2 separate regions of the Homo sapiens genome follow, and region 1 is linked to region 2. A link is a contact called in ENCODE Hi-C data. All regions are on one chromosome and are shown on one strand. Each heading gives the region's core, a stretch centred on a gene start or an enhancer-like site at or near the end of the contact. The rest is flanking DNA. Distances are from core to core; before and after follow the strand shown.

The links. A loop is a pair of places that touch in the nucleus more often than their neighbours do. Pooled maps may share reads with other maps.
Region 1: a pooled map shows a loop between it and region 2 (12-fold over the local background). The contact joins the promoter of FER here to the promoter of SRP19 in region 2. A Hi-C loop is called at or near these places in 6 of 50 pooled maps.

Annotation. Positions count from the first base shown.
Region 1 is chr5:108,744,800-108,750,160 of GRCh38, reverse strand. It overlaps FER (FER tyrosine kinase), which reads right to left and starts at 2,264. Exons shown (of 20, transcript NM_005246.4): 1 at 2,161-2,264. RefSeq lists silencers at 718-1,127, 1,258-1,317, 1,398-1,497.
Region 2 is chr5:112,857,559-112,862,889 of GRCh38, reverse strand. It overlaps SRP19 (signal recognition particle 19), which reads right to left and starts at 1,603. Exons shown (of 5, transcript NM_003135.3): 1 at 1,473-1,603; 2 at 307-382. The coding sequence starts at 1,513. RefSeq lists enhancers at 1,306-1,605, 1,706-1,785, 1,544-1,838.

The DNA of each region.
Region 1 (5,361 bases), core at 1,015-3,514, 4.1 Mb after region 2:
GTAACCTCATCTGAGAAATTTATTATCTTAACATATCTGGAGAAAAGGAAAATGGAGTACACCTTTACAGCAGTTTATGTCAAAGTGATAGTGAGACAACCATTAATATACGCAACTTCTGAATTAAAAAGGTTAAAAAGCTGCTCTTTTTTTAACCATAAGGCGAAGGAAAAAAATGTAAGGCTACCAGCCGTAACAAATTATTAGATTTTGAATTGCACTACAGTGGATGGCAAAATCGCAAACGTACAAAGTGCCCACCTCATAGTACAATCCTCAATTTGTTTAAGAAGTACCTTGCCCCTACCAACACAACCCAATGAGCGTATTCAGAAAGTAGATCCTAGGGGTAACTGTAAGGCAGAAGGATGACCCCTGAAGGTGCCTCCAAACATCTCCCCAATTCTAACTGGCAAAGAGACCACAGAGCAGAAATTACCGACGACACCACTAGCTTCACACTTAAGATCTATCTCTTGATTAGACTCTTGGAGGACACCTCTGGCCAAGACCGGAGGAGAAAGATGAGGTGGGGGATAAAAGCGGGAGAAGGTGACAGATAGGAGGAGAGCTGGGGAGGACCGAGCGGGTCAAGGGAGACTGCGGGGCTCCAGAAGCAGGAAGGGATGGGGGGAATACCAGGGGTTGAGAATGCCCCCGTAGCGGGACGGCGGCGCCCAGATGAGTGCCGCCGAGAAAAGGGGTGAGGGTACAGGCAAGATTGGGTGGTGCCCACAGTCCCCCCACCACCCCGCCTCACGCCCATCAGCCCCCAGACCCCGCGACGGGGCGGAGCCACTACGCCCGCCACAGCCCTTTCGCGCCGGCACCCGCCCCCTCAGCCTTCGGGTCCCGGGATGGTGGGAGGGGCGGCCCTCGTGGGGCTGGGTGTGTAGCCCGGCCCAAGCCCCAACCAGGAATGCTCTGCTGCGGGCGGGAGGATGAGCGGATGACCCTGCAGCCAGGGACGGGGGTTGGGGGGGGCGCTGGCTGAGGGCGGAGGAAGAGCCTCGGCACAGCCCCCAACGCCCTGGCCGAATCCCGGGCGCCCCTCTGCGGGCAGGCATTGTTGCCCCCGCTCTAGGCTTGCCTTCCCTCCTCTTCCCCCCTCCCCCCGCGTTGCCCCGGGCAACAGCGCCTACCGCCGGCGGCGCGAAACGCACCTACCTAGAACCTGACAAGCCCGAACCCCTCAGACTCCGGAGCCAGTCACCACCCCGCGTCACGGGGGCTGCCACAGCCAATAGGCGCCACTGTCACGAACCTCTGCAACCAATCCCGCTGCACTCCGGTCTCCGGGCACCCTCGAGGCCTCAGCCAATGGGCAAGAGCGGAAGGCGGGCGCAGCCGCCCGGCCCTCAGCCCCCTCCTCCACTACCTCCCAGGAGGCGGGGAGCGGCCGATTGGCCCGGTCCCCGAAGGGGCAGGACTTGGGCCCTAGGCTGGGTGGGCGCACGCTTAGCCCAAGCTGCGGGCCCTGGGAGTGGAGACGCGGAGCTGCGGTCGCCGCTTTCTGGGCTCGCTCACCAGCCCGGGTGGAGTCCCGAGGTCTGCGCGTTTGTGCCGCTCTCCCCGCCTCGGTAACCTGCTCCTCCCTAGCGGGTGTCCTGGGCTGCCGTGGTGAGATGGGGCCGGAGACGGACGAAGGCCTCACAGGAAACTTTGGGAGGCTCGCCTGGCCGCGGCCGGGAAGTGGCCGGACCGGCGATGATAAGCTGAGGCCGCCTGGAAGGGACTACTCGGCGGGTCGGCAGCCGGAAAGGAATTCGGAGAGTGGGGGCGGAGGCGTGATTAAAATGTTAAGTGTGCCCGGAGGGCGCTGGGCGATCCCTGGAGCTGAAATCTCCGGGAAGGGAAGCTGCTTTAGGGCCGCGAGGCCCCCACCCCTAAAATAGGCACTTTTCAGCCTCAGAATTGGTCACTTTTTCCTGTACGTTCCCACGTTTTACTTGTATCTGTTATTAACGTGGATTGCTTTAGAATGGTTTTCAGCAACTCCAGTTTACTCTGAGTCCCTTAAGGACGGGAACTGTCTTTCAATCCTGTACTCCCAGTGCCTGAGCCTGCCTAAAAATGTTAGAAACTCAATGCTGGAATTGTAATGGATGTTTAAAAGCATACAGCAGGTCCTGGGAGTGGCCCCCTATAATAAATTCTTACCTCTTCGGGAGTCTAGAATGCGTGGAGAACCCAAACGGGTCTGCTCTTCAGTGATGGCCGTTTCTGAAGCGTCCTTCACCAAAAGAATTTGGTGAAAAATGAGTAATGTGAACTACAAGATTATTACTAGGTGATCAGTAACAGTAGGATAGGTATGCGTCATTATTCGAGGGTGTGACCCTCCCATGTTCCTGTAGTAGACTTTTTAAGGCGGTGTTATCTTTTGCATTGGTTGAACCACATAGCGTCAATCCGGTATTTCCCCTCCCTCTCAAAAACTGAGTTACATAGGAGCCAAAGAAGAGTGGTGAATATTTTCTCTAAGCAGGGTTATTTATTTAACCGTAGAGAACAGCCCTACACATAAAAAAACATAAATCTTAAGTTGGACTTTTTTTAAGTCTACTGTTTTAAAGCTAAATAAACAAAAACCAACATAAAAATTTTAAATAAGAGGCTTAATTCTCCCTATTGAAAATGGAGGATGAGATTTCCCGTCCCTTTCTCTCCGAGCATTTGTCTTAGAAAACTTAAGTACTTTCTTAATTGTTAAGTACTTTCTCAACTCTTTGAAATGTGTATAAATCCACTTGAGGACTAGATAGGTCTTGTCAACTGTATGCTCAGTCAGGAATGTCTCTGGACCTTTTTTTTTTTTTTTTTTTTGAAATGCTGCACATATCAACGGAGTAGCATCCTTCCCTATCTCCCAGTTTCTGTGAGAGAGTAGGAGCGTAACTTCGGTGAGCAACTTGCTCCGTGTTGCAAAACTACCTTCCGTCATAAAGACAGGAGAAGTTTGTTTTTCCTCTGGATAAAACCAATTAACTAACACAGATGGTCACCCCAATTATTAAGTAAAGTTAATGTCACAAATGTCAGGTCCTCTTACTTGAGGACTAGTTATTGTTCAACTTGAAAACGTGTATGTAATGGGTCGTATATACTTGGCTATACAAAAGGGCAAGATTTCTGTCTTTGCAATCTCTTAGCAAATTGCCTGTGATGTGTATCACAGTCTCGTTTAATGCTTATTCAGTAATAAAAGTGTTTTGTCTACTAACGTTTGTGGAGAGGATTTCTGGGTTGGGAGATTTTGGTTTTTAATTATATTTTTCCAACAATGCCTATACCCAGAATGTTGGGATGACAAAGTTAAGGAAAGTAGTTACTTCGGAGTTTTTAAATTGTTCTCTAAAATGATGGTTAATGTTTCATATGTATTTCATAGTGATTGTTAAATGCACAAACTGTGGTTCTGTGAGTAAACTTCTTAAAATAGAAGTTAATTTTCTGTGAACATCAAATGTTATAGTATATGTAATGTCAATAAGAATGAAATGAATGAAAATTTGGTTAGGTAAGGCCAAAATACAACTTTGGAGACTGCTTCATGACTGAATACCTTTCCCAAGAACCTTAGAATTTCTCCATTTATACAAAGGGAATCAAAATGTAGAAAGATGTGGTTGGTGAATACGTTATTACATATTTGCAGAAAGTAGCTTTCAATAAAGATATGGTAGAAATAGAGCTGTTTGATACACAACATGTGTGTTTGTGTTAAGGAACCCAAATCTAGAAAAATCAGCAAGAATCTTTCCATATCTACAATTGTTCTCTGAGTTCTCACCTATTCATTCCAAAACCTTAAAAGCTGTCTACCATATGCCAGTCATTGTGCTAGGAAATGCAGTTGTGAAAGAATATACTTGAAGTAAATGAATGTGGCAAAAATCTATGCTGCATTTTTGAAGCATACAAAAATATATAGCAAATCCAGTTTCACATTTTTTTCCTCTGTTGGAATTATCACATTGCATTGCAACACATTTAATAAACACTGTGTGTCACCTTAGTATATATTCCATGTTCTCAAATACCAAACTTTGTCTGTTCTAATAGCATTACTTACTGGACAATGAAAATAATAATGTGGACATCAAACCTAGGTGGGTAATAAAAAATGATTGAAAAGTTTTTTACTTTTTTTGATTAGCACCATCCATGCCTCACCCCATCTCTCCACCTCCCTTTTTTCCTGTTTAAAAGTATAGACTGCAAGAGGAATCTTGGTTGTGTGCCATCTTAGTTCAGTAGTTCCAATACTTACCCCTCCCTCCTTTTCTTCATCTGTGTCTCTTTTCTGCCAACTCCTTTGATTTGTGACTCTCTGCTTTCTAATCCACAATTCATACCTATCCACAATTCATAACTAACCATACACACATACTGCTCCTAAAATAGAGATCATGATGAGGTATGCAATATGGAAACCATATCTATCCTTATTCTATACATGCTGCAGTGTTTGTTTTCAGTGGATATATATTTTTTTCTTTTTGAAAATTGTTCTCTTGAATGAATACTGTTCCTAGAGGTCACATTTGTGTGAAATTTTCTTTAGGACTGTTTTGGCTTTCCAAATTTCAAATTTTCAAAATGGCTTAATCATTTCCTTTATTTTTTGAATCTGTGTTAGGAAAATAGCAGAGTAGTTGGAGGGGGAGGGAAGAAAAGAAAATGAAGTAGACTTGAAGGAAGAAAACATCCATTCTGTCTTCAAACTAGATGTCAAATGTATTAACACCATCTCCCAACCATCTTTCCCAGCCAGCGGGTGGCCATCCTAGTACTCTAATTAATATTGGTTCTCCTGCTTCCCTGACCTGCTCTCCATTAAGAAATCCACCAACATTCGTAATCAAGACATGCCTTCTCCAAAATGCCCCTGGATCACTAAAGGCCTGTCCCTTTTTAAGCCATCCTTTTCTCAGATTTTTTTTTTCATTTCTTTTTTAAAACAGAGTCTCACTGTTACCCAGGCTGGAGTGCAGTGGTGTGATCTCAGCTCACTGCAACCTCCGCCTTCCAGGTTCAGGCTGTTCTCCTGCCTCGGCCTCCAGGGATTACAGGCATGTGCCACCACGCTCAGCTAATTTTTGTATTTTTATTAGAGACAAAGTTTCACCAAGTTGGCCAGGCTGGTTTCGAACTCCTGACTTCAAGTGATCCACCTCTCTCGGGCTCCCAAAGTTCTGGGATTACAGGCATAAGCCACCGTGCCCGGCCTTTTCTCAGAATTGACCTGTCCTTTTCCTCATCCCCTTATCCCTGGTTCATTATGGCTTCAGAGTTAACTGAAAAATGTGTGTGCCTGTGTAACAGTGCTGTAATAATGAATTTATATGTGTGATATTA
Region 2 (5,331 bases), core at 354-2,853:
TCCTATATCAAGGGAAACACCGTCATAACCTTTGTTTTAAAAACATGTGAACTCTACACTCTGCCCCCACTCCTTTACAAACAAAGGCTCATTAAGAGACGTTAAAAAAATATCCCTTCAGCTATGAATTAATGCCTTTCTGGTTTCACCAACACTGAGGAACGCACCCCAATTCTTGGCTGTGTTCTCAAGCCCTAAATAAATGCAGTGAAGAGAACCCCCTGCGGCTCTAACAAGATTACGTGGCCCGACCAGGATGACACCCCCCATTCCCTCGAGGATCAAGGTGCCAGCCATCTTGCTTACCTTACTTATGGGGATTCGCCTTCCCTCTGCGATGGTCTTCTTATTATTTAAATAAGCAGGATAGATACAAATAAACCTGCCATAGACAATAGCATAAGTGGTATCACTAGAGCAGTAAGAGGCAGGAGAAAAGGGTCGGGTGGCAGGGAACCAAAGGCCAATTCATGCTGCCTAGATATCAGATGGGTACTCCCTTTTCAACCCCTCCTTTTTCTGCGTGGCAGTTGAAAAATCAAAGTACCTCGGAGTGGTCCCCTCGAGCAACTAATCAGACTGGCCGCGGGCCTACTCCTCTTTCTGATTGATCCCCCTCCCTCAACCAATCAGACTGGCACAGGTCAATGGGAAACGTCTAGAGGGTATTTAAACCCTAGAAAATTCTGTAACCAACAGCTCTTGGGTAGCTTGCTGGAGCCGGCTCCCACCCTGTGGAGTGTACTTTTGTTTAAAATAAATCTGCTTTCGCTGCCTTGCTTTGTGTGTTTTGTTCAATTCCTTATTCAAAACGCCAAGAACCTGGACAACTACACTCAACAGATAACAAGTATTTTCAAAAATACATTCTTTCGGTCCGTGGTAGTCGTCATCATTGCTGGTACACCTATGCTATTATTTGCTTAATGTTATTTCTTTAAATTACCTCACTTTAACTTATTTAAAAATAAACTTTATCCACTACCTTGGATGGAAAAAAACCACAGGAATAGAAACAAAACGACTTGGGTAACTGTTACATTAGACAGAGCAGCCCGTCAAAAGTTCCTGAGAATGGGCCCGCCCTCTTATATAAAGTGTCCGAGGTATTAAAAACCTTAAAATTTCACAAATGAGCCTTTCTGAACGCAACAATACTTAAAAAGAACACATTTCTCACACTGTGATTATATTACTTGATATCATGTCCACGTAGCACCCAAAATCCTTGTCTCGCGTACAGATAAACACTAGGCTACCTATGGTCGGAATTTCAGGAGCCCTGAGAAGAGCCTGGTGGCTGCTGCAGGATTCAGAAAAACGAGCTGCCAGGGAGAGGCGCGGGGCCCGTACAGAGCGAGTTGGATCAGCTAGGCCATTCTGGAGGCCGCGGAGCGGAGAAGCGCGGTGTAGCACCTGCAGCACCACAGCAAGCCCCTTCCTTTCGGAGGACCCACCGCCTCAGAACCCACCTGTCCTGGTCGGCCGGGGACCGCGCGGCAGCGCAAGCCATCTTCACAAGAGTCTCAACAACCCAGGAGCCGCAGGGAGAAACCCGGCAGAAACCCGGGAGGAACCCGGCTCTGAGTTTCCGAGACAGCCCGCTTTTCCGCCGGAAGTCCTGCCCAAGAAATGGTTCCGCGTCCGCGATTTCTCATCGCCTGTTTGTTCCGGCACCTGTCGCTCGGCGCCAGGATCTCTAGTCTCTGACGTGGCATGAAGACTTCCCTTCTCGCGAGAGAATCATGAAAGCTTCTCATTCCTTTCCCAAGCCGGGAAGACCATGTGGGGCGCATGCACCGCCACTAAAAAGGGTTTAACTTCGACCCTCCCTCGTTTCCAGTTTCTCAGCGAGTATGGGTGGTACTAGCTACTCTCTGTTAAGGGGCGAAGACTGTGCCACGAGGGGAATCTGTGTGGTTCAGGATGCAAATATATGTTAGACAGGGAAGGAAATACTCCTTACGTTTAATTTTTCTCCGTTCCTGGGCTCTAGAGCTTGCTTTCAGTTTGGCAAAATGGATTTTTGTAGTGGTAGAACTAGCAAAGTTATAGACGTTGTGTTTCAGTGTGCTCTGCGTTAGAAACTTAGCTATTCACCTTTTAGGCCGGGTGCGGTGGCTCACGCCTGTATCCCAGCACTTTGGGAGACTGAGGCAGGTGGATCATGAGGTCAGGAGTTGGAGAGCAGCCTGGCCAACATGCTGAAACCCCGTCTGTACTAAAAATACAAAAATTAGCCGAGTGTGGTGGCACACGCCTGTAATCCCAGCTACTCGGAGGCTGAGACAGGAGAATCACTTGAACCCAGGAGGTGGAGGTTGCAGTGAGCTGAGATCACACCACTGCACTCCAGCCTGCGTAACAGAGCAAGACTCCGTCTAGGAAAAACGAAACAAAACTATTCACCTTTTAAAACTTCTGAAGGATACCATGTGCCATCACTACAGGCATACTTCATTATTGCACTTCACTTGCTGCTGCGAGTAGATACTGCCTTTTTACAAATGGAAGGTTTTTGGCAAATCCGCCTGAAAGAAGTTGCTTGGTGCCATTTTTCCAGCAGCGTATACTTTGTGTCACATTTGGTAATTTTTGCAATATTTCAAACCTTTTCATTATTTCTGTTATGGTGATCGGTGATCAGTGATGTTTGCTGTTACTATTGTAATAGTTTTAAGGCCGGGTGCGGTGGCTCACGCCTGTAATCCCAGCACTTTGGGAGGCCGAGGCAGGTGGATCACGAGGTCAGGAGATAGACACCATCTTGGCCAACATGGTGAAACCCCATCTCTACTAAAATATAAAAAATAAGCCAGGCATGGTGGCACAGGCCTTTAGTCCCAGCTACTCGGGAGGCAGGGGAATCTCTTGAACCCAGGAGGTGGAGGTTGCAGTGAGCCAAGATCACACCACTGCACTCCAGCCTGGCGACAGTGCAAGACTCCGTCTCAAATAATAATAATGTTTTGGGGCACCATGAACCATGCCCAGATAAGATGGGGAACTTAATGGATAAATGTTGTGTATGTTTTAACTGTTCGACCAACTGGCCATTTCCCATCTCTCTCCCTCTTCTGGAGTCCCTATTCCCTGAAACACAACAATGTTGAAATTAGGCCAGTTAGTAACCCTACAATGGCCTCTAAGTATTCAAGTGAAAGGAAGAGTCACACGTCTCACATGTCAAAAGATGGAAATGATTAAGCTTAGTGAGGAAGGCATATGTAAGCCAAGATAGGCTGAAAGCTAGGCCTCTTGGCACCTAACAGCCAAGTTGTAAATACAAAGACAAAATTCTTGAAGGAATTAAAAGGAAATTACTTCAATAAACACACAAATGATCAGAAAGCAAAACAACCTTATTGCTGATATGGAGAAAGTTTTAGGGGTTTGGATAGAAGCTCAAACCAGTCACAACATTCCTTTAACCCAAAGCCTAATCCGAGCAAGGCCCTAACTCCCTTCAATTCTGTGAAGGCTGAGAAAGGTGAGGAAGCTTCAGAAGTGGGAAGCTAGTAGAGGGTGGTTCAGGAGGTTTAAGAAAGAATCCATCTCCATAACATATAACATAAAAGTGCAAGGTGAAGCAGCAAGTGCTGATAGAGAAGCTGCAGCAAGTTATCCAGAAAATGTAGCTAATATCATTGACGATGATCAATGATTAGCTAGTATCATTTAGTGGCTACACTAAACAACAGATTTTTCAATGTAGACAAAACAGTCTTCTATTGGAAAAAGATACCATCTAGGATGTAGCACCCAAAATCCTTGTCCCTTTGAGAGAAGTCAATGTCTGGCTTCAGAGCTGCCCCATTTAGTGGCTACACTAAACAACAGGTTTTTCAATGTAGACAAAACAGCCTTCTATTGGAAAAAGATGCCATCTAGGATGTAGCACCCAAAATCCTTGTCTCTTTGAGAGAAGAAGTCAATGCCTGGCTTCAAAGCTGCCAAGGACAGGCTGATTATCTTGTTAGGGAACAATGCAGTTGGTGATTTTAAGTTAAAGCCAATGGACATTTACCATGCAGAAAATCCTAGAGACCCTAGAATGATGCTAAATCAACTCTGCCTGTGTTCTCTAAATGGAACAACAAAGCCTGGATGACAGTACATCTGTTTACAGCATGGTTTACTGAACTATTTTTTTGAGACAGTCTCGCTCTGTCACCCAGGCTGGCATGCAGTGGCCCTATCACATCTCACTGCAGCCTTGACCTCCCACACTCAAGCAATCCTCCTACACAAGCCTCCTGAGTAGCTGGGACTATGGGCTCATGCCACCATGCCTGGCTGATTTTTATTTTTATTTTTAGTGGAGACAAGGTCTTGCTATGTTGCCCGGGCTGGTCTTGAACTCATGGGGTCAAGCAATCCTCTTGCCTCAGCCTCCCAAAGTACTGGGATTACAGGCGTGAGCCACTGCACCCAGCCTTTACTGAATATTTTTAAGCCCACTGTTGAAAACAACTACTCAGAGAAAAAAAAAAGAGATTCCTTTCAAAATATTACTGCTCATTGACAATGCACCTAGACCTCTAGACATCTAAGTTTCTGATGGAGATCTAGAAGGAGATTAATGTTTTCATGCCTGATAACACATCATCCATTCTGCAGTTTACAGATCAAATAGTAATTTTTATTTTCATCTCTTATTAAGAAATACATTTTGTAAAACTATAGCTGCCAAATAGTGATTCCTCTGATGGATCTGGGCAAGATAAATTGAAAACCTTCTAAAAAAGATTCACTATTCTAGATGGCATTAAGAGCATTTGTGATTCATTGGAGGTTAAAATATGCTGATGCATGAACAGGAATTTGGAAGAAGTTGATTTCAACACTCTGGGATCATTTTGAGGACTTTAAGACATTAGTGGAGGCAATAACTGCAGATGTGGTGGAAATAGCAAGAAAACTAGAATTAGAAGTAGAAACTGAAGATGGGATTGAATTGTTACAATTATGATAAAACTTGAATGATGAGGAGTTGCTTCTTATGAATGGGCAAAGAAAGTGGTTTCTTGAGATGAAAACCACTGGTGAATATGCTGTGATCATTGTTGAAATGACATCAAAGGGTTTAGAATAGCATAAACTTAGTTGATACAGCAGTGGCAGGGTGTGAGAGGACTGACTCCAGTTTTTAAAGAAGTTCTACTATAGGTAAAATACTACCAAACAGCATTACACGCTACAGAGAAATCTATCGTGAAAGGAAGAGTCAGTTGATGTGGCAAAATTCGCTGTTGTCTCATTTTAAGAAATTACCACAACCACTCCAACCTTCAGCAACCATCATCCTGATCAGTCAGCAGACATCAACAC